3 separate regions of the Homo sapiens genome follow, and regions 2 and 3 are each linked to region 1. The links are chromatin loops, found by intact Hi-C in ENCODE. Cell type or tissue: chondrocyte. All regions are shown on one strand. Links, peaks and the distances in the headings refer to the core of each region. The heading gives the core; the rest is flanking DNA. Region 1 has its middle 520 kb from the start of LINC02740. Region 2 has its middle 33 kb from the start of API5. Region 3 overlaps TTC17 (tetratricopeptide repeat domain 17).

The links. A loop is a pair of places that touch in the nucleus more often than their neighbours do. Peaks named below come from ENCODE experiments on the same cell type or tissue, not always from the same donor. Only the 100,000 strongest peaks of a DNase experiment are listed, where the experiment ranks them.
Region 2: a loop joins it to region 1, with 9 times the contacts of the local background. A loop is called at or near these places in 61 of 110 quality-filtered maps.
Region 3: a loop joins it to region 1, with 6 times the contacts of the local background. A loop is called at or near these places in 2 of 110 quality-filtered maps.

What each region holds. Positions count from the first base shown.
Region 1 is chr11:42,767,371-42,774,558 of GRCh38, forward strand. No RefSeq gene overlaps it. Among named protein-coding and RNA genes, the nearest start is that of LINC02740, 520 kb to the left of the region's middle. In chondrocyte, for the core only: CTCF peaks have their summits at 3,274 (motif pointing right) and 3,509; no DNase peak of the experiment used is centred there.
Region 2 is chr11:43,275,670-43,282,857 of GRCh38, forward strand. No RefSeq gene overlaps it. Among named protein-coding and RNA genes, the nearest start is that of API5, 33 kb to the right of the region's middle. In chondrocyte, for the core only: CTCF peaks have their summits at 3,148 (motif pointing left) and 3,156 (motif pointing left); no DNase peak of the experiment used is centred there.
Region 3 is chr11:43,415,825-43,423,012 of GRCh38, forward strand. All of the region lies in intron 16 of TTC17 (tetratricopeptide repeat domain 17), which reads left to right. Among named protein-coding and RNA genes, the nearest start is that of TTC17, 60 kb to the left of the region's middle. In chondrocyte, for the core only: CTCF peaks have their summits at 3,751 (motif pointing left) and 3,971; no DNase peak of the experiment used is centred there.

The sequences.
Region 1 (7,188 bases), core at 1,232-6,231:
ACCCACTACCCACAGAGCTGGTAGCATCATTATTAGCCACTAACCATGGAGACTTACTGTAAAAGAACAGGAGAAATGGATTTAAGCAGGTGACAATCCAAGGACATTTTTAAATAAACGATGAAAACCTTTAAAGTAATGGAGGCCATATTTATTCTGCTGCTCAAGCTGATTGTAGGAATCTATAAATATATATTTAATTTCACCCATCTCTACCAAGAACCATAATGCAAACTTTAATCAGCATTTTTCCTAACATTTGAAAGGCAATTATAAAATCATATTAACATTCATCTTACACAACTTCTTTAAAAGGCTCAATTGTTTAGCATGACTGTTAAATCATTAAGCAAGCACACTATGTGATATAAACAGAGCTGGTCTGAATTCACTATTTGCTTATCTAAAACATTTTCCCAGAGTTGGATTAAAGAAATTACCTAATTAGCATACAAGAGCCAGACACAATTCTCTGATTGATCTGTCATCTTGCTAAGAATATGATCTCACTACACTGGTCAAGTCAGTCATCAAATACCTTGAATGAAACCAAATTATCTTTATCAAATATAATTTTTATTTAAACCCTTCAAACATTTTCAGCAGTATAATGACAGAAGTAACAACATATGTGGAAAGAGTCAAAGAAATGACCTTTCACTACAATAAATAGTAGTTAAATTATAGAAATCTATAAATAAAATGCTAGAAGGCATCTTCACTGCAGCCTCTGCCGAAATTTAAGAAAGGATTTCATGTTGCTTTCTCTTTGCCCATTATTATAAATGATCGAGGTTTCTTTCAGGATCTCGTTGGCCTTCCAAAAAGGAAGCTATACCTAAAGACTAGATTCCTGATTCTTCCCAGGCATCCAGGCTAAAATCACTGGAGTCATTTTTATATTTAATCTACCCCCTCTGTCCCTTTGACATTCATGATTGATTTCATTTGTCAAATCTCTTCCTTTCTGTGCTCCACTACCATTTCCTTAGTCCAGGTCTTCATCACTTCTCATTTAGTATAACTTAACCATGTCGTAAATTGTCTTCCTCTAAGCTTGTCTTACCTGAAAATTCATGTGTGATATTAAAGCCACAAATAAGGTCCCAATGCTTCTCTGAAGTCCAAATTTTTAGGCTTGCATTCAGTGCCGTCTCTCATTTGCCCACTTCCACCAAGCTTTCTTCCCACTAAATCCTCTATTTAAATAGAGTGCAAATTATATGGTGATATTTGGTGCTGTTTGTTTCCTACAAAATCTCCAATGCCCAACACAATATCTCAGTACTTAAATATTCAGTAAATATTTGTTGAATGTGGCCTCCTCTCCCCTTAAAGAAGCTACTGCACAATTACACTCTGCTTTGAAAGCTCTGGACTCCAATTATACTGATCAGTATCAGCTATACTGATAAAAAAAAAAAGTAGTGAATTAAGACCAGCTCTGTTTGTGATATCACACAGTGAATTTGCTTAATGATTTAAGAGCCATGCTAAACAATCGAGCCTTCTAAAGAACCCGTGTAAGATGAATGTTAATATAGTCTTATAATTGCCTTTCAAATGTTAGGGAAAATGCTGATTAAAGTTTGCATTATGGTTCTTGGAAGAGATGGATGGAAATTAAATATATATTCATAAATATTTTAATATCATAAACCACATCCCAGCAATCAATTTCAGCAGCAGAATAAATATGGCCTCCATTACATTAAAGGTTTTCATCATTTATTTAAAAATGTTTTTGGAATGTCACCTGCTCAAATCCATTTCTCCTGTAATCTTTAAAAATTCTGCTCAAGCAATGCTTCCTCTGAGAAGTATTGCTGACACCCCTAGTCAATATTACTGTCTCATTTGTTTGCACATAACTTTGCTTATCTTTTTAATACTGTACTTTTTATTATGGTAAAATATATAAAACATAAAATTTCTCATTTTAACCATTTTAAGTGTACAGTTCAGTGGCATTTAAGTGTACAGTTCAGTTCATATTGTACAATCATTACCACCATCCCTTTCCAGGACTTTTTCACCATATCAAACTGAAACTCTATACCCATTAAACAATAACTTCCCATTTATCCCTCTCCCAGCCCTTGCTGCCTACCATTCCTTCTGTCTCTATGAATTTGACCACAATAGGTACCTCATATAATTGAATCATACAATATTTGTCCTTTGTGTCTGGCTTATTTCACTTAGCATAATGTTGTTAAGGTTCATCCATGTTGTAGCACATTAGGTTTCCATATTTTTTCTCCAAGAGTTTTATAGCTTTAGCATTTATATTTAGGTATTTGATTCATTTTGAGTTTATTTTTGTATATAGCATAAGATAAGGGTACAAATTCATTCTTTTGCATGTGGATAACCAGTTTTTTAGTGCCATTTGTTGAAAAGACTGACCTTTCCCCCCATTGAATGATCTTAGCATCCTGTTGAAAATCATTTGACCACATATGTGAGGGTTTATTTCTGGGTTCTTTATTCTATTCAGTTGGTCTATATGTCTCTCTTTGCACCAATTCCACACTACTTTTATTACTGTAGCTTTGTACTAAGTTTGGAAGTCAGGAAGAATGAATCCTCCAAATTTGTTATTTTTTTTCCCAAGATTGTTCTGACTATTCAGGAGTTTCTTGAGATTCCATATGAATTTTAGGATAGATTTTTCTATTTCTGTAAAAATATGTCATTGTAATTTTGATAGGGATGAATCTACATATCTCTTTGGAGGTGAAGAATTGATATCTTAACAATATAAAGTTTTCTAATCTATAAACACAGAATGCCTTTCAATGCATTTGTGTCTTCTTTAAATTCTTTCAGCAGTGTTTATTTGTTTTTGGTGTATAAGCCCTTTCCCTCCTTGGCTAAATTTATTCCTAAATATTTTAAAAACTATTGTAATGAAATTTTATTAATTTCCTTTTCAGACTGTTCATTGTTAGTACATAGAAATGCAACTGATTTTTGTGTGTTGATTTTAAATCCTGAAACTTTGCTGAATTCATTAAGTTTTCTCTGGAATCTTTAGGGTAATACTGTACTTATAATTTATTCTCTCTTATAGTTTTGTTACTGTGTCTTCCTTTCTCTTCCAGGTTTTAAGTTACTTGAGGGTACAAGTCATCTTTCTTTATAGCACCTACCCTACTGTTTTGTGTATAAATGATATGAATAACTTTAATGTATAAGTTAGTATTTATTTTAAAAGAATATCTGCAATGCTGAGTTGTGGCACTATCCTGAGAAGAGACATTCCAGGAACTGACCAGCAGGAGGAGCTACTGCAGGTCCTTTTCTCTTACAAACCCTCTGGTCCCCAGATGACATTATTTAAGCACAGAGGATGGGGAGAAAAAAGGAAAGATTAACATTTATTGAAAATCTCCTCTCTTCCAGATACAATGTTCATTCATACTCACAGTTTTCTGATGAGGCAGGTGTTACTCTAGCAATTTCCCCAATGAGACAGCAGAGTTTTAGAGAACTTGATTGAGATTACACATCTAGGAAGTAGAGAAGCCAGAATTCTACAGAGGAATTATTAGCCAAGGAGAATCTTTGGGAGTTGGAAGAATAGAAGGAGGTAGAGAAGATGGCAAATCAGGACTAGATACATTTCCACGAAGTCTTAGAAGAGAAAAGGCTAGCTAGCTAACCAACCCCCTCTTCAGTCCCCAGCCCCCAACCCCCAAGATTAGAAATGTGTGATTCTGAGTTGGGAACAGGAGACGAATCTGAGATATGTTTAGAGGTTCTGATAGTACAAAATCAATTCCTCTTACTATATTGTGCTGTGCCTAGGCATAAAGTATTTATGAGTGGAGTAAAGTTTGCATCACCCTGTGCATTGAAGCAGGATCTGAGAAACATCCCCCTACATGCTGTGTCAAACTAAGTGGTGAAGAAAAGTTTCTCAAAACTTCTATCATATCAAGAATTTAAGTTACTCTGCACCTATGGAGCCCTGCAAATTATGAGTCAATACATTCAAATCCATGATGTGTCTGACTTTGAGGTCTGTTTTTACTTCATCATACAGACTTAAGACTCATTATTTCCTGTAAATGTTCCCTTCCCATCCATCAAGATATGTTATCCTCAAGACACTTCCAACATGACCAGAATCAACTGTAGTGAATCATGTATTATTGAACCTTGCAAAACTATTTTAGCATTCTCCCAAAAGTATTTCTGTTTTCTCTCTGTCTGCCTACTTTTTCTTGCCCATTTAACAGCAACTTCAAAGAAAAAGTACTAGGTAAAAACATTCATTTTATAGAACCCTGCTACTACTGGTATTTAATAAATAGTAAATAATAAGCCTATAATTGCTAAATGTGGGCAACAGCTGCTACTATGGCTTATAGATCTTCTCTATGAAAAGATTTCATTATATTTGTACAATTCTGGGATGACACTGCTGGTTTTTTGCAGTTATGAAATGAATAATCACAGAAGAAAATTAACTGACAATAACATATTCTGAAGAACACTTGTCTATTGCCTGGTCTTGTTTTTGTCTAGATTCAAAATCACATTTGTGATGTATATACTTTCCTTTTTATTCATTTTCAAGGTCCTGTTTTCCTTCAAACATTTGCTTGGAATGGATACGGGTGTGTGTGTGTGTGTGTGTGTGTGTGTGTATTACATGTATGGACATGCCCCATGTGGAGATGGAGGAAAAAAGGAATGAAATAGTTGATCTGTTTCCTAATATAATCTAAAATACCTGCTGTTTTTGATCTTAAAGGTAAAATGAATTTCAGTAACAGATAAAATGAATTTCAGTAAACATTACATGTCCCATTATATTTGTCAATAACAGGAGTCCCTTACATCCAAAGCCAGACCCTCAACAGTAAGACTTAGGAAAACAAAATTCTATTATAACTTGGGACAAAACCGTTTCAACATCCTGCAAGCTTTGTAAGTTTCATAAGTTTCTCCTTAAACTACTTTCTTATTTTTGATATTTTTTAAGTCCTGACATTTAAAAGATAACTTTGTGCAAGAATTTTACTCATTTTCCTACAAAAGTGATTCTTTCTTGTCATGAAAATTGCCAAGGGAGAATTTACAAAGTAACTTTACATACAAAAAAAGAGTTCTTGATTTTCAGGACAGGAACTGGATTTGTACTGTGTCTTGTCAGTCCTGGAGGTCCCAAAACAACTTCAGAAAGACCGAGCTCTCTATTTTGCCTTTTACATTAATAACAGATTCATTAACTAAATTTGGGTTACAGAAGAAGGAACAGTTGATGAAATAGTAAGAATGTGGCACAATTTTCGAAACCTGGTGGAGGATGTGGCTGTGTCTTTAGAAGGCTCTGCTGAGACTCTGCCCTGGAAATCATGGAACCCTAACAAGGGAGTTTGGCAGAAACTGGTATCTCAGAGACTCCCTGTACTTGTTTCAACAGAGTGGTACTCTCACTTCAAATAACAGAAAAGGACAGCACAGAGGCGCTGAGGCGACTGCCAGGTGTTCTGCAGGACTCTGTTTGAGCTCTTCCTTCCTTTGGATTCTAGCTTCAGAGGGATTCATGCAGTTCCCTGGTGTTAGGGAAACTGTTTCATATCACTAAAGTCGACAGGGGAGCAGGGTAGGGAACGTGAAGACTGTGACAACAGAGGAGGAGGATCACTGGTCTACAGTGGAGCAGTTGACAGAGCTGTGTGCCAGTTCTTAGCTGCCTCAACCTTTATCTCAGAAACCACAAGTCTCAGATTAGACGGTGGTGGATCTCTTCCGGCCTTTGTGATCGCCTCTGGTTTATGGCTGTCTTCTGGTTTGTGTTTCTGGTTCATTCTCCTTGATTGGCAACCATAGACCAAGGATGGTCACTCAAAATTGAAAACAGAAAAAGCACAAAAATAGGATAGCTTAGTTCATTTGTAGATAGTGCTGCTGAGGCTAAAGTTATGGACTGGATTCTCAAATTAGGCCAATCAACAGTATCTTAATGTACAAGGACACCAACATTGTATATCACAGAATCTGGCAAAGAATGAATTGGGGGGAGAGAGAGAAATGAACTAAACGGATTGATTATTGAAAAGTTGACTTTCTTCTTTTGAAAACAGTTATCTGTTAATCTTAGGGGTGGCAGGTGATCTCATTAACTCATACTTGCACCGAATAACAGACTAAAAATCAATACACATGACCAAAAGCGGAAAGAGATGGGACTAGCATAAATGTCAAAAGATTAAAAGTATCTTGTTGTTCACAGTAAAAGAACTTTGGCTGAGCACTTAAAAATGCCCTTGACATCATCAAAGCAAAATGTTCACTCATTGTTTCCATATGTTATTCTGCTCTCCAAGCCTGTTTTGTATTTTTATTTTTCCTTTTTTAACTTTCTAAAATCATGAGGGCTTTTGTCTAAAAAACATGTTCAATTCAGAATAAATCCATGAATCAAGAGAGTGTGAGCCTGTGAGAGATACCATGTCCTGCTTAGGACGGGCTACCCTGCCTCCTGGGGCTCCTGCCCTCGAATTGCGGAATATCCATGGCAATGATGACACACAGCTGATGACCTCATATGGACATGGCCAGATGGTAAAAGATTTACCCGGAGGTTGAATTGGGACAAAGACCCAACAGAACTTTGCTAGCCCCAGCTCTGCCCTCAGCTGGCCAGGTCTTCTCCAGTCTAAATCTCAAAATCCTCATTTTTAAAATGGATAATGGTGGTCTAGGTGGTTTCCACGTTCTATGTATCTATATTGAAGACCTGTAGAACTTGCAAAGCAACATTATTATTGATAATTTCAACCAAATCCTAAGCTATCATTTTTTAAAAAAACAGCATAAAATTCTGGGAAGACAAAGGACAATGCTAAACTGACACTAACCTCTTCTCTTCCAGGATCCCTTCTGTCCAAGAGATTTGAAATCATTGTTCTGACATAAGAAATTCACTGTCAAGAATATATCTGCCTTTGCACTCTGTCTGTCAAATTTAAAAGGTTTTAATGCATTTGTATTGGATTCTCTGCTCCTATGCCCCTTGGTGCAGTTACAATTGGGGTATTGATTGAGGCTTTCTGAAAAATGAAAAGGAGGAAAAGAGACTTTTGTTCTCCCACTCCACAGCCATAAGTCCTGCCTTCACATTCAGCCCCCCTGCTTTTCCTCTGCCCATGGTCCAAGTACACCTAAGGC
Region 2 (7,188 bases), core at 819-5,818, 510 kb after region 1:
TACACATGGATTGTGTAACCTTTCTATGTAAGTAAAATGCATACAGACAGTCCTTGACTTATGATGCTTCAACTTAAGATTTCTCAACATTGAGGTGGGTCTTTTGGGAGGTAGCCCCATTGTAGGTAGAGGAGCTCCTTCTAAATCATGATAGGGTTACAATTTCTACTGAAAACACATCACTCCAGCACTGTCATAACATGGTAAAAGCATAAATGGAACCATTGAAAGTCGGGAACCATCTGCTCTGTTAGCAGCGTTAGGTGCATTTTTGACATATGACATTTTTGACTGATGATGGATTTATTAGGACATAAGTCCATTGTAAGTTGAGGAGCATATACATTAAGAATAAAACGGAGGAGTCACAGCCATTTCCCTCGCCAGGGTGAGAGTGCGAAGCCTAGTGATGGGTCCCCATGTGAGGCCCTTTGTTGTGCCATCAATGTGCCAAGAATGACCCACCTCTGGGCCTTGCGGGACATTCCCATGTCAGGACCACCTGCTGATCACAGCCTCCTCAGGCACCTAACCTGCATCAGGTCTGCGCTACCTGAGGGGAGAAATTGCCCCTATTTGTCCCACTGGCTTGCCATTTACCTAAAATGAACAACCACTGAAAGTGAGCATTGGGCCACTTAGGAAAATGAGGTTATAACCAGAGAGGCACAGACAGTGCTAACACAAAGTGGCTCCCAGAACAGGCCTTGGGAAGAGCTGGAAAGGCCATGGTCCTAGTTCTTGGAGTGACATTTGACTGTTGAAACTCTACTTCTTTTTGTTTGTTTTCAATTTTATTTTATTTCAGTAGTTTTGGGGGAACAGGTGGTTTTGGGTTACATGGATAAGTTCTTTGGTGGTGACTTCTGAGATTTTGATGCACCCATCACCAGAGCAGTGTACACTGTACCCACTGTGTAGTCAGTCTTTTATTCTTCACCCCTTTCCCTCCCTTCCCCTGAGTCCCCAAAGTCTATTATATCATTCTTACACCTTTGCATCCTCATAGCTTAACTCCCACTTATAAGTGAGAACATATGATATTTGGTTTCTGAACAATGGTCTCCAACTCCATCCAGGTTGCTGCAAATGCCAATATTTCATTCCTTATGATGGCTCCAAACTCTGTACTTCTGTTACCTGGATAAAAATGAAAAGTATATTGTAAACAAGGTCCACCCTATTCTAGTATGACCTCATCTTAACTTACCTAATTACAATCTATTTTTGTACCTTTTGGGTTGAGGTAAAAAAAAAAAAAAGAAGAAGAGAAAACACAGACACATAAGGGACAAACACCACATGAAGATGGAAGCAAAGACTGGAGTTAACACACCTGCAAGCCAAGGAACACCGAAGACTACCAGAAAACCACTGGAAGCTAGGAAGAGACAAGGAAGGATTTCTCCCCTACAGGTTTCAGAGGAAGAATGGCCCTGCTGATGCTTTGATTTTAGACTTCAGGCCACCAGAACTGGAGACAATAAATTTCTATTGTTTTCAGCCACCCAGCTTGTGGCACTTGGTGACAGCTGCCCTAGAAAACTAATATAGATAGTAGGAGAAGGGAATAAACATTGGGGAAGAAACAAGTCGCTATAAGTACTAATTTAAAGATCAAACTAATAATGTACTCAAAAGTACATTATAATCATAGGCAAGTGTTTCAAAAGGACATGTACATGAGGAATTCAGACATTTCTCAGGAAGACTTTAAGCTGTAGTGTTAAACTCAGGCTCAGAGTCATACTGGCTTGGGTGATAATTCTAGATAGGTCATTTTTTTTTTTTAGCAGCTATGTGGTCTTAAGGAAGTTCATTGACTTCTCTGCTCCTCAGTGTTCTCATTTGTGAAGCGGGGACAATGGTATTCCTCTGCTTAGAACTGTCAAGAAGATGATGTTAAATAACACATTTGACATTTGGCATAGGGCCTAGTACACAGCAAGCACTGGATAAATGCTGGCCTTTCTTTCTATTGCTACTTTGAAATACAGTCACTGTGGACTCCAAAAACCTGTGCTTACATCTCAGCTCTCCTCTTGGATACTTGCGTACTTCTAAGTCTAGTTTTCTCATCTTTAAATGGGATTGAGCTAAGGGGGTATTGGAAAGGTAAATCATCAAAACTATATGTGTAGGCTGGGTGCAGTGGCTCACACCTGTAATCCCAGCACTTTGGGAGGTCGAGGCGGGTGGATCACATGAGGCTAGGAATTCGAGACCAGCCTGGCCAACATGATGAAACCCCATCTCTACTAAAAATACAAAAATTAGCCAGATACGGTGACATGTTCCTGTAGTCCCAGCTACTCAGGAGGCTGAGGCAGGATGATTGCTTGAGCCCGAGAGGCAGAGGTTGCAATGAGCAGAGATTGCAGCACCACACTCCAGCCTGTACGACAGGACAAGACCCTGTCTCAAAAACAAAAAAAAAGACTATATGTGTGTGTATAGATAGATATTATTTATATATCTCCTTTAGGCATACAGTAATAGTGTCCTTTGTAAATATGACACATGTTGACAATGTTAGCTTATTATTTATTCTCCACTGGACTAAAGAGAACTAATTATATAGGCTGGTGAGAAGAAATATTTCCCTCTGAGATCCTGGAGGCCAGGACTTCTCAAACTTTCCTGGCTACACAATTCACCCAGGGAGATCATTGAAATGCACCATCTGATTCAACAGCTCTGGGGTGGAGCCTGACATTTTACATTTCTAAGAAGTCCCAGATGATGTCCATGCTGTAGGCTCAGAATTTACAGGGGCATGTAGCTGCCTCCGAAAACACCATGAGATTTACCAGGGAGATGGGGTTCACCTCTTAGCCAGTAGGGCTGTGCTCCTTCTGGGATTTAGCAAGATGATGTATCCTTGCTCTGGGAACAAAATCAGAGGCCTTTTATTGTAAGTATAAATTTTGTGTCTGAGCTGGCCGCCCCGGGGATAAACATCGTCAGAAGAGCTCTTGGGAAGTCCCTCTGGGGTGAGGTTGATGCCCTGTTTGTGCCCTGAGGGGTGCTGAATGCTTCCCAAAAGAGTCCCCTTGGTCTGAATTGCTTCAATCACTCCCAATGGCCTCGTCCCACAACACAGCCAATAGCAGGGCTGAAGAGTAAAAGCTTCATAAAGAAAAATGACGGAGGCTTATTGCCACCTACCGGATTAGGAAAGAAAAGGCTATAGTAAAAGATTTCATGGAGTCCAGCTCTATGAGAAGCACCAGAGATGGGGGGAGATCATAGAATTGCGCAGGACCCTGCAGGTCGTACATTCAACCTTATGGAGTTCAGCCCTGGAGCATAAACCATCCAGGCCTGATGCCATTCCTTCCTTCAGTCGCTTTGCCACTTCCTGGGAGAAGAATAACAGTTATAATTCATTGAGAGCTTCATGTGTGTATCTAGGGGCATTATTTGTATTGCCTCATTTAAACCTGGCAACCATTCTCAAATGAAAAACTATTATTATCACCCCTTTTTCAGAGGAAGAAACTGAGGCTTAGGAATTAAAGGAATTTGTTTAAGCTCACCCAGGTAGTAGGAAGGAGCCTGAATGTAAACCTGGGTCTATTAATATTTGCCTCCAAAGCCTAAACCATAATCCTAAGGGGAGGCACAGACCCAATCAGCCCTCCGCCATCTGGTTGTGTGGGACTGGGTCAATCCCTCAAGTGGGGAGTGGAGCTCCCTCTTCTATTCCCTTGCACGTTCCCTCATCATCCCTAAAACATAGCCTCAACCTGAGTTTTCAGAGCGACTCCAAAGTCTATGCTACTTCATGCTGACCAGCAAGTGAAGGAATTGTCAATTCTGGCCAGGCGCAGTGGTTCACACCTGTAAACCCAGTACTTTGGGAAGCCGAGGTGGGCAAATCATCTGAGGTCAGGAGTTCAAGACCAGCCTGGACAACATGATGAAACCCCATCTCTACTAAAAATACCAAAAAACAAAATTATGCAGGCATGGGGATGTGTGCCTGTAATTCCAGCTACTCAGGAGGCTGAGGCAGGAGAATTGCTTGAACCCGGGAAGCAGAGGCTGCATTGAGCCAAGATTGCACCATTGCACTCCAGCATAGGTGACAAGAGTGAAACTCCGTCTCAACAAAAAAAAAAAAAAGGAAAAAAAAATTGTCACTTCCATCTCCGTCTTAAAATGTATATCGTACTGTCTGAGTTTTTTTGGGCTGCTGCCACAAATTACTGCAAACTGGGTAGCTTAAAACAACAGAGACTTTTCCCAGTTCTGCAGGCTGGAAGTCTGAAAGCAGGTCGGCAGGGCCAGGCTCTCTCTGCAGGCTCTAGGAAGGATCCTTCCTCGTCTTGTCCTAACTCCTGGTGTTTGCAGCCAGTTTTTGGCATTCCTTGGCTTATAGATACTTCCCTCCAATGTCTGCCACCATCTCCACATGGACATCTTCCCCGTCTGTCTGGGTGTCTCTTCTCTTCTTATAAGGGTACCAGTCATGTTGGATTAAAGGCCCGCCCTACTCCAGTATAATCCCAATTTAGCCGGTTACATCTGCAATAACTCTAGTTCCAAAAAAGTTCATATTCTGAGGTTCTAGGAAGGACATAAATTGGGAGAGGATATTATTCAACCCAGAACATCCACCCCAAGGGTTTAAAGAGTAACCTCAAAAGTCCAACTGCCTAGGTTCAAATCTTGGCCACAGATCTAATTAGCTGTATTATTTTGGACAAGTTACCTAACCTCGTTAAACCTCAGCTTCGCCACCCATGAAATGGGTATAATAATAATTATCTCCACCTTATAGGGTTATTATCAAGATTAGAAGAGTTGATACCTATAAAGTAACTCCCAGAACCTGGCAGTAGGGTTCTTCTCCGGAGCCCAGTTGCCCAGGTTTCAAATCTTCGCTTTGCTTCTCACTGGCTGTGTAGTCTTGGGTAAGTTACTCAGCCCCTCCAGGTCACAGAGCACTCCTTTGTAAATTGAAGGATGTTGATGATGATGACAATGGCACCTACCCATGGAAAATGGGGTGGTTGTGAAAATTTAAAGAGTTAGAGCAGTGCTTGGTAATAATAAGCAATTGATAAATGTTGCCTAAATCAGCTACCTCAGAGCTCGGTAGAAGGGTTAAATGATACAGTCCAGGCCAAGCGCAGTGGCTCACACCTGTAATCCTAGCACTTTGGGAGAACCAGGTGGGCAGATCACTTGAGTTTAGCAGTTCGAGACCAGCCTAGCCAACATGGTGAAACCACATCTCTACTAAAAATACAAAAAAAAATTAGCCAGGCGTAGTGGCACATGCCCGTAATCCTAGCTACTTAGGAGGCTGAGGTTGGAGGATCGCCTGAACCTGGGAGGCAGAGGTTGCAGTGAGCCAAGATCACACCACTGCACTCCAGCCTGGGCAACAGAGTGAGACTGCGTTTCAAGAAAAAAAAAAAGATACAACCCATTTAGACTCTGAGTCTCTGTATGTGCTTGATAAATGTTGATTATTATTATTATTAATTTACACTAGGCTCATAGGAAGGAGAGAAGAGAGTAAGAGAGAAAGGGAAATTGCTTGAGGCTAAGGCCAGAGAGACTCCACAGGCAGGAAAATGGAAAGAGCCAGTATTCTCAGTTCTCCAATTTTAACTTCAAAGTAGGAACTATAAAGGTAACTGAGTTTACACCAGGTGACCTAACTGAGCCTCCAGACTGTTAAATCCCAGAGCAATATCTCTATTCCCTTCCCTCCCACACAAGCCCAAGATCCCTGCCATCTTCCTGCCTCCTGCTCTATCCCTTGGGTTCTCTCCCCGTCAGAGTTCACTGTGCAGTGATACAGTCTCTCCAGCTCCTCCCCTTCTTCGGGACTTTGCCATCGAGCCCACAGTTCCCTTCTTGCTTTAAGGATTTGATTCCTAATCACTGCAGGAAAAATGAAATAACAACAAAATAGGGAGGTGGCAAATGTTCCTTAACTTAGTACTTTATACCCGGCATAGTCCGTGGTCTGTTTCAGATTCCCTCTCTTAGGTGATACCTACACGTTTGATAGTTTCCTCCTCTCGTTCTTTCCTGAATACAGTACTCACTAAACCTCTGGCTATCTCAGACCCCAAGCCTTCCTACATGCAAATGCCTACTTTTGTAGTTTAGGAAGACTCATGTGGATAATTTGCATTCATTTATTTAAAACATATGTATCCAGCACTAACTAAGGGCAGATGCTGTGCCAGGCTCTGGGGATACGATAGTGAACACTGAGCTGTCTAGCATTTTGCTGTCCAATAAAGTAGCCACTAGCTACAAATTTAATTTTAAATTTAAAAGATTTAAAAATTGAATAAAGGTTAAATTTAGTTCTTCAGTTTCACTAGCCACATTTCAGGTACTCAAATGCTACGTGTGACCTGACTACTATGTTGGACAATGCAGCTATAGAACATTTCCATAAATGCAGAAAGTCCTATGGGAGGGCACCAGTCTAGAGAGGGAAAGAGATACTGAGCAGATACACAAATAAAGTAACTGCTTCTCTCAGCATCTCCAGAAAGGATGTCATCAATCTTAAAGGATCTCTGACCCACTTTGGAAAAGTCATGCCCAACGCCCCTCCTGGGCTGCCTCACACCATGGAACTAACTCAGAGAGGGAGGGTAAGGGGACCCGCATTTCTCAAATGCCCCTTCTCAACCTGGACTGTGGACCCACAGCAACACTGCAAGATTGAGGACTGTGACTCTGTGTTTTTACAGCCAAGGGAGCAGAGCTGAAAGCAGTTACTTTGGAGAGAAGTTTAGCCAAAATTACACTGATCCAGTAAAGAATGGAGCTGAGATTCTAACCTGAATTTGACTCAAAGTCTGGGCTGACTCGCAGCAGGGTAAGCTTATGGAGAGCTCTCTTCCGTGAAGCAGAAGGTGCTCAAGGGGAGAATCTTAGGGTGGCTCCAGAATCAGCCTAGGGCCCCAATGAGTCTGAGTGGTCCAATAGTCTCGTTTTTTGTCACCTTCAGAAGGTAACTCAGAGAGAGACAGAAACAGAATGTAGTTAAGTTTGAGATTCACAGCCTGGATCCCACTACTTATAGCTGTAAGGTGGCATCCGGCACAGAGCAAGCACTCATCGTCATCTGTTACATAAGGACTGGAGAGACGATCGAATGTGGAGGTCAAAGCTCTAACGTCAGAGGACCAGGTTGAAACCAGGCTT
Region 3 (7,188 bases), core at 968-5,967, 650 kb after region 1:
CTGTAGCTCAGTTGTGGGTCAGTGTTGATCACAATCTGAATTAAAGTTCTTTTATGAATGTCAAAGGCCCAAAACAGTATAGCAAGGCAATAGAGTGGAGTGGCTAGCACTAGAATCTTACAGATTCATGTTTGAGCTGCAGCTCTGCCATTACTTTCTTTTTTATTTTTAAATTTTTTATATTTATGGATACATAATAGTTGCATTGTTCTTACCATATAGTAGATACTGGCTAAAAGTAAGCCATTAGAAATTCATAGTGAATACAAGGTGCTCAGAACTTTAAAGGTGCAAATTGTGAATTTTTATCTTCTTAATCCTGGAAGATATGCTGTGGTCTTTTTTTGTTTGTTTGTTTTTAATTCTACTGCATCTTCTCGCAACACTGTGGTCTTTTAAATGTTGTAGGTTACCTAAGAACAGCCTTATAAAAAGGATTTTACTTTTTCAATGAGCTTTTTATATTAATAGAATCTCTTTTCTTAATTTACTATCATCTCCCTCAACTCTGTTGAAATTTATTTCTGTTTTTGAGAAGAAGCATTTTGTCACTGTATACATGTAGTGACCCTTTTCTAAAAAGTCTTCTCCTTAGCATTAATTTTACATGTTTTTATTTAGTATTTCAGTTTCTTGAAATATATTCTTAGTACATGTAACTCATGTCAAAAGAGGGAATACAGTTGTCTTGAACTTTTTCCCCAGAATGTAACCTCAACTGGTCCAGGAAACTAATAACTTGGAACAGATCTTTCTCAGAGTTGTAGTATCTGATAGTCCAGAGAATTCAGAGAATATTATTGGGTCCAATATAATAACAATAAGAGAAAATAACTTGACATGGAAACACAATTTTTTTTAATAATAGTTCTTTCAGAGGGAGCTCATCAATAAAAAATATTTAGTACCTTTTACATTGTAATTAATTAATTTACTAAATTTAGTTAGAATGTCTGCTCAAACTCACTAAGGCCACCAGAAGAAGTTACTTAATCCTGGAATATATTCTGTGGTCTTCTTGTTTTAAAAATTCTACTGCATCTTCTCAGAATGCTGTGATCTTTCAAATGTCATAGTTTACCTAAAAACAGCTAATAGTCTATTACTGCTGGTAGACTTAAAATCATTCTGATATGAATTAGAAAATAATCCAACATTTGCTAATACCTAAATAAATACTGTTACCTCCTAATGGATATGTATGCTATAGCATTTTCTAGGTTTAAAAATTCATTAGTAGTAGTGAAACAATTTCAATATTGTGTTTTTCTTTGACAATGATTTTGAGTTACTTATTTCCAGAGTAATCCCATTCATTCATAGTTACTTTGCTGACTTGTAGCTTTGAAAAGCTAAAACTTGAAAGAAGCCAAACACCTTTATAGAAACCAGGAACTTCTTATGCTTGAAATCTAAACAGTTGCATCTATTCCAGTTATCTCTGAGCTTTGCTAAATAATTGATTAAAAAAAAAGGAAAAACCTCTGAAGGATGATTAGGATTTCTTTACCTTTAGTGAAATCAGATGATTCTGTTTGCCGTTTCCTTTTTCATGTTTGCAATATTGAAGTAAGTTTTATAAGTTATCTTGTCTGACATCTGTTTCAAGTATTTATTATGACAATATAGAGGTTTCAAGAGAGTGACAAGGCTTACGATTCTTTTTCCATGTAATAGTCATGGAATTCATGAGATTGCTGGCTGGGTCACAGAATTCATGATAATTGTTGGCCAGGCATGGTGGCTCATGCCTGTAATCCCAGCACTTTGGGAGACCAAGGTAGGTGGATCACCTGGTGTCAGGAGTTCAAGACCAGCCTGGCCAACATGGTGAAACCCCATCTCTACTAAAAATACAATAATTAGCTGGGCGTGATAGCGGGCACCTGTAATCCCAGCTACTCGGGAGGCTGAGGCAGGAGAATCAGACTTGAAGTTCAGGCTTGAACCCAGGAGGCAGAGGTTGCGGTGAGCTGAGATTGTGCCACCGCACGATCCAGCCTGAGTGACAGAGCGAGACTCCGTCTCAAAAAAGAAAAATAAACAATTATTTTTACAGCAACTATAATATAGTAGAATGTCTTAAATAGTATGACCTGGTGGTAAAAGGATGGGCAGTTTAACATTAGCAAGTATTTTGTTATTTTTCATATATAATCATGGAATTTTTAATGCAGATTTTTAATTTGTGTTTCTTGGAATGCCTATGCAGGTAATGTATTGTATCACTTGTAAATACTGTTTTGTTCAACTTAAAAATACACAATCACTATGCTAAAAAAATTTTTTTGTACTTATAAAGACTTTATAGCTAAAACTGTATTGATTAATGAAGTATTATTTATCTGACAATGTTTTCAAACTTTTATTAACCTACAAATCAATGTATTGGCTGCCATTTGTTAGATTCATGTGTTCTTATAGCAGCTGTTTATCATCATCATCTCTCCCTCTTTTGAATAAAATTTCATAAATCCTGGTCTTTTATAGGTAGTTTTATATCACTACCATTTCAAGGATGCTGTGAAGAACTTAATACATTGATTTTTTTTACTTGCCCACTCTTGAATTGACTGTAAAAGTTAGTGCTTTCAGTTTCGATTAAACATCTTGTTTGGGCAGTTTTAAAATACCTACTGTTTTCCACATTTATAGGCTTGTCATTTTACAGTTTTATTTAACTTAAGCAGAACTGAATTGGTTACTGTAGCAAACTTATTCTTCAATAACAGCTTCGTCCTTTTAAAAGTAAAATAGAATCTGTTAAATAAACTTATAATGCTTTTGAATATAAGCAATGTCTATGAAGTGCTCAACACTTAAAAAAAACAGCCTTTTTTTATTGGAAAAAATAAAAGTGTCACAGAATGAAACTTTATGGAACAGTAAAGGTTATCTTCTCTAAAAAATGGAAAATAACTTTTAATAACAATATGAGCAAAATGATTAAATATTGAATCTGTAGAAAAGTCCAGAAATACATTGATGTGGCATTACAACATGATAGTGGACTTTCCAAGCATTTATTACCGTAAAATATTTTTGAAATACTAATCTGCAAATTAAAAAGTTACATCTAGCAAAGATATTTTCTACTACTAAAGTAATCTAGGCTGTCTTATATCTTTGATACATTCGATTTTACTTTATTTTTAATGGTCTATATTTATTATTTTTCTTATATTAGCATAAAACCAATAGGTTCTATGTATTAGAATTTTATGCCACAAACAGCAACTTCGCTGTTTACAGCATATAATTAAGCATTAAACCCAAGATTTCTGAGCTCTGGTCATTTCTTAATTAATTGAGGCACACGCCTACTTAAAAAAATTGGCCCAGATCCTTAGAAAGAATGAATAAATATTATGCAGAAGAACTCAGACTTTAATGTTTAGGTGTTCCTGTAATTGTCTGCAAGTTTCTCTGTCTAATACATATTTGATATCTTTTGTCTCTGGAACAAAAAGTAGAATTTTCAAATCATATACGTGAGATTTAATATCTATTCCAATGTGCAGATGGATTATCTTGTCTTCACAGTGTTTCTGTATTTATAGCATCTATTTATGTAAATCATATCTCCTTTTATAACTTGTTTCATTGCCTGTAGTTTTAGTCTGTGTTCTTCAACCTAAATTTTTGTAGATTTGTAACTTGCAGCTTAAAGCAATTTTACAGAGTTCAGATGTTGAAGAAAAAGAAATCCTGCACTTTGCTGCCCTCCAGTGGATTATCCAGCATATATACTGCCTGCAATGAAGGATCTTTGCTTTATCACATCCTTTTACATTCTTTTATAAGAATTAGTGAAGGTATCTGCTTTTTAAAAAAAGATATTCTTATAGACCCAATTTTAATAGTACTTTTTTTAGAGGCAGGGTCTCACTGTGTTGCCCAGGCTGGAGTGCAGTGGCTATTCACAGACTCTATCATAGCACACCATAGCTTCTAACTCCTGGCTCAGGCAATCCTCCCATCTCAGCCTCCCAAACAGTTGAGACTACAGGTGTGTACCACTGCACCTGACTCTTAAACAGCATTTTAAATATGCTACTAGTTAGGTCACCTCCATTTATTTCTGTAAAAAGAATTAAAACTGGTTGATGTATTGCAGATTTTAAAATCCTGAGATGCAGGTATATCCTGCAACAAAACCAGATGTACTTCTGTGTATGTAATGTGTCTAAATCTGTATATTTCTTTACTTAAAAGGGCTGTAGTTATTTGGTTAACAAACAGTTTTTTAACATGTATCTTTAACATGTATTTAACATGTGATAGAGGAGAGAATAGGAAAAAGAATTTTTGTATTTATGAACCTACAAGCAAAGATTGTGATTTACTCAAATTACAGTCAGTCTTTGGCGGAGCTGAAACTAAAAAGTGAGTCCTCTGTCTTCCAGGGCCAGTGTGGTTCCTGTGCATAATTCTTCTACCTTCAGCCAATCATAAATTATTCCACTGCCATGATTGAAAGATTGGAAGAATTCATATTTGTAGATACCTGGGACATTTTATAAAAATGGTATAATCACTACACTTTTTATGTCATCCCTCAAAAGAGATGCATTTCTACGTAAAACATGGATGTAAACTGGATTATAGGGTGCAGTCATAATGAACCCCAAGAGCATACCTAAAATGGTCTCTCAGTTTAACATGTCACCCTGATCTTTTCTGAATCTTGCATCATTAGATTGCCACATAGCCTTCTATTTTACGTGGAAGATGTTATGCCTGTACTTTTGTAGTATTAGCTTAGTAGACAGTATTTTTCTTTTGGGATTTCCAGCATTTAGCTTTTTTGAACAAAAGGGATACTTTTGGTTTTTATAAGAACTTAGAGACAGTATTATCAGATTCTGATGACCAATGGTTTTATACTTCAGCCTCTGAAAGACATTATATATAAATATTTGTTGGTTTTTAATGTGAATTTTTTGTCCTGCATGCCAAAAAAAATGTTTTATTTTAAAGAATGAGCCTATTAGCCCTTGCCTGAGATCTTTTCACAGCTATTCATCCAGTCATTATAGGTTGTTAGCCTTGCCAAATAATACTTAAGAAATATGAAATTTGATAGAGGATATAATCTTCTAAAGCAACAATTTGTTTTCTTTCAACCAAAGAAAACTGGGTGTGGTTTATTCTTCATTCATTCATTCATTCAATGAACACTTATCTACTATATGCCAGTCACTATTCTAGGAATTGGAAACCAAACAGAAAATACCTCCAGCTCTTACAGAGCTACATTCTAGTAGAGGGAAACAGAGAGTAGATAATAAACATAATAAATCATTTAATTAGAAAGTGAGTGCTCAAGGGGTTGGGGTCATTAAGGGAGGCCCCACTGAGAAAGTGACATTTGAACATAAGACTTGAGGAAGGATAGAGGTTCTAAGCCATGCAGATATACAGCATAAAAGCATTTCAGGCAGAGAGAATAGCATTGCAAATGTTCATGTTAGGAATAGCAAGGAGGGCTTTCCATCTGTGGTGGAGATGTAGGAGATGAAAGCAGAGATAAATATGGTGGAGGATAGAGCCACTTTTTTGATGCCTTGCAGACCATTCTAATAATGTGGGCTTTTCGTCTAAGAGAAAGATGTAAGACTAGGAACTGGGCAACACAGCAGGAGGTGAGTGGTGGGCCAGCAAGCAAAGCTTCACCTGCGTTTACAGTCAGTCCCCATCACTCGCATTACTGCCTGAGCTCCACCTTCTGTCAGATCAGTGGTGGCATTAGATTCTCATAGGAGCATGAACCTATTGTAAACTATGCATGCACGGGATCTAGGTTACACGATCCTTATGAGAATCTAAAGCCTGATGATCTGTCACTGTCTCCCATCACACCCAGATGGGACCATTTAGTTGCAGGAAAATAAGCTCAGGGCTCCCACTGATTCTACATTGTGGTGAGTTGTATAATAATTTCATCATATGTTATAATGTAATAACGAAGTGCACAAAACATGTAATGTGCTCGAATTATGCCAAAACCCCATCCCCACCCACCCCCCAGTCTTTGGAAAAGTTGTCTTCTACGAAAGCAGCCCCTGGTGACAAAAAGGTTGGGGACTGCTGACTTGGAAGATTTTGAACACAAGAGTGAAATGAACTGATTTACATCTTAACATAATTCCTCTGGTTGCTCTGTTGAGAATAGACTAGTGGGGTAAGAGCGGAAGCATGAAGACCTGTTAGGATGCTATTGCAAAAATATCAGTGAGAGATGATATTGGCCTGTACCACTGGGGTGGACAGGGAGAAAGTGAGAAATGATCCTATTTGGAATATATTTTGAAGGTAGAACCAAAAAGACACTCCTAGAAAGGGATATGGGAAATGAAAGAAAGAGAGGTCAAGGGTGACTCTTAAATTTGGAACCTGAGCAATCAGGTAAATAGTGGTGCTATTTAATGAGATACTCAGGTCTGAGAAAGGAGCAGATTTGGGGAGAAAAACAAGTTTGGTTTTGGACATGTTAAATTTGAGTTGCCTATTAAGTGTTCAAGTAGAGATGTTGAATAGGTAGTTGGATACATGAGTGTTATAATGATGGGGAAGAGACCAGGCTAGAGATAATAATTTATGGGTCATGGACGTATGTATTTTCTAAGTCATTAGCTTGGATGAAATTACCTCAATAATTACTATAAAAAGGAAAATGGGTCAAAAATCAGTTACTAGGGTATTCTAGCCAACATTTAAAGGTCAGGAAGAAAAAGAGCAATAAAGGAGTAGCCAGTAAGCTAGTAGAAAAACCATTGAAGTATTTTATCCCACAAGCCAAGTGAAGAAAATGTTTTAAGGGGTTATCAAGCATATCATTATTATTGTACCAGCATGCTATATCCTGAGAGATTGAGCTGGATGTGGGCAGAGAATGAACCACTGGATTTAGTAACATGGAGATTGTTGGTAATCTTGTAAAAGCTTGTGTGAAATCGGTTTTGAAAGGAGGTGAGGAAGTGAGGATGGCAAGCAACTCTTAAGTTTTGCTATAGTGAAGAGCAGGAAAATGGGATATAGCTGGAGGGGCCTGTGGGGTTGAAGGTATTTGTTTTTGTTATTCTAAAAATAGAAAGCCCTGCAGCATGTTTCAGTAGGAATGATCCAGCAAAGTGGGAAAAATTGAAGATGCAGCTTAGGGCTAACTGTAGAAGCAGAATTCTTGAG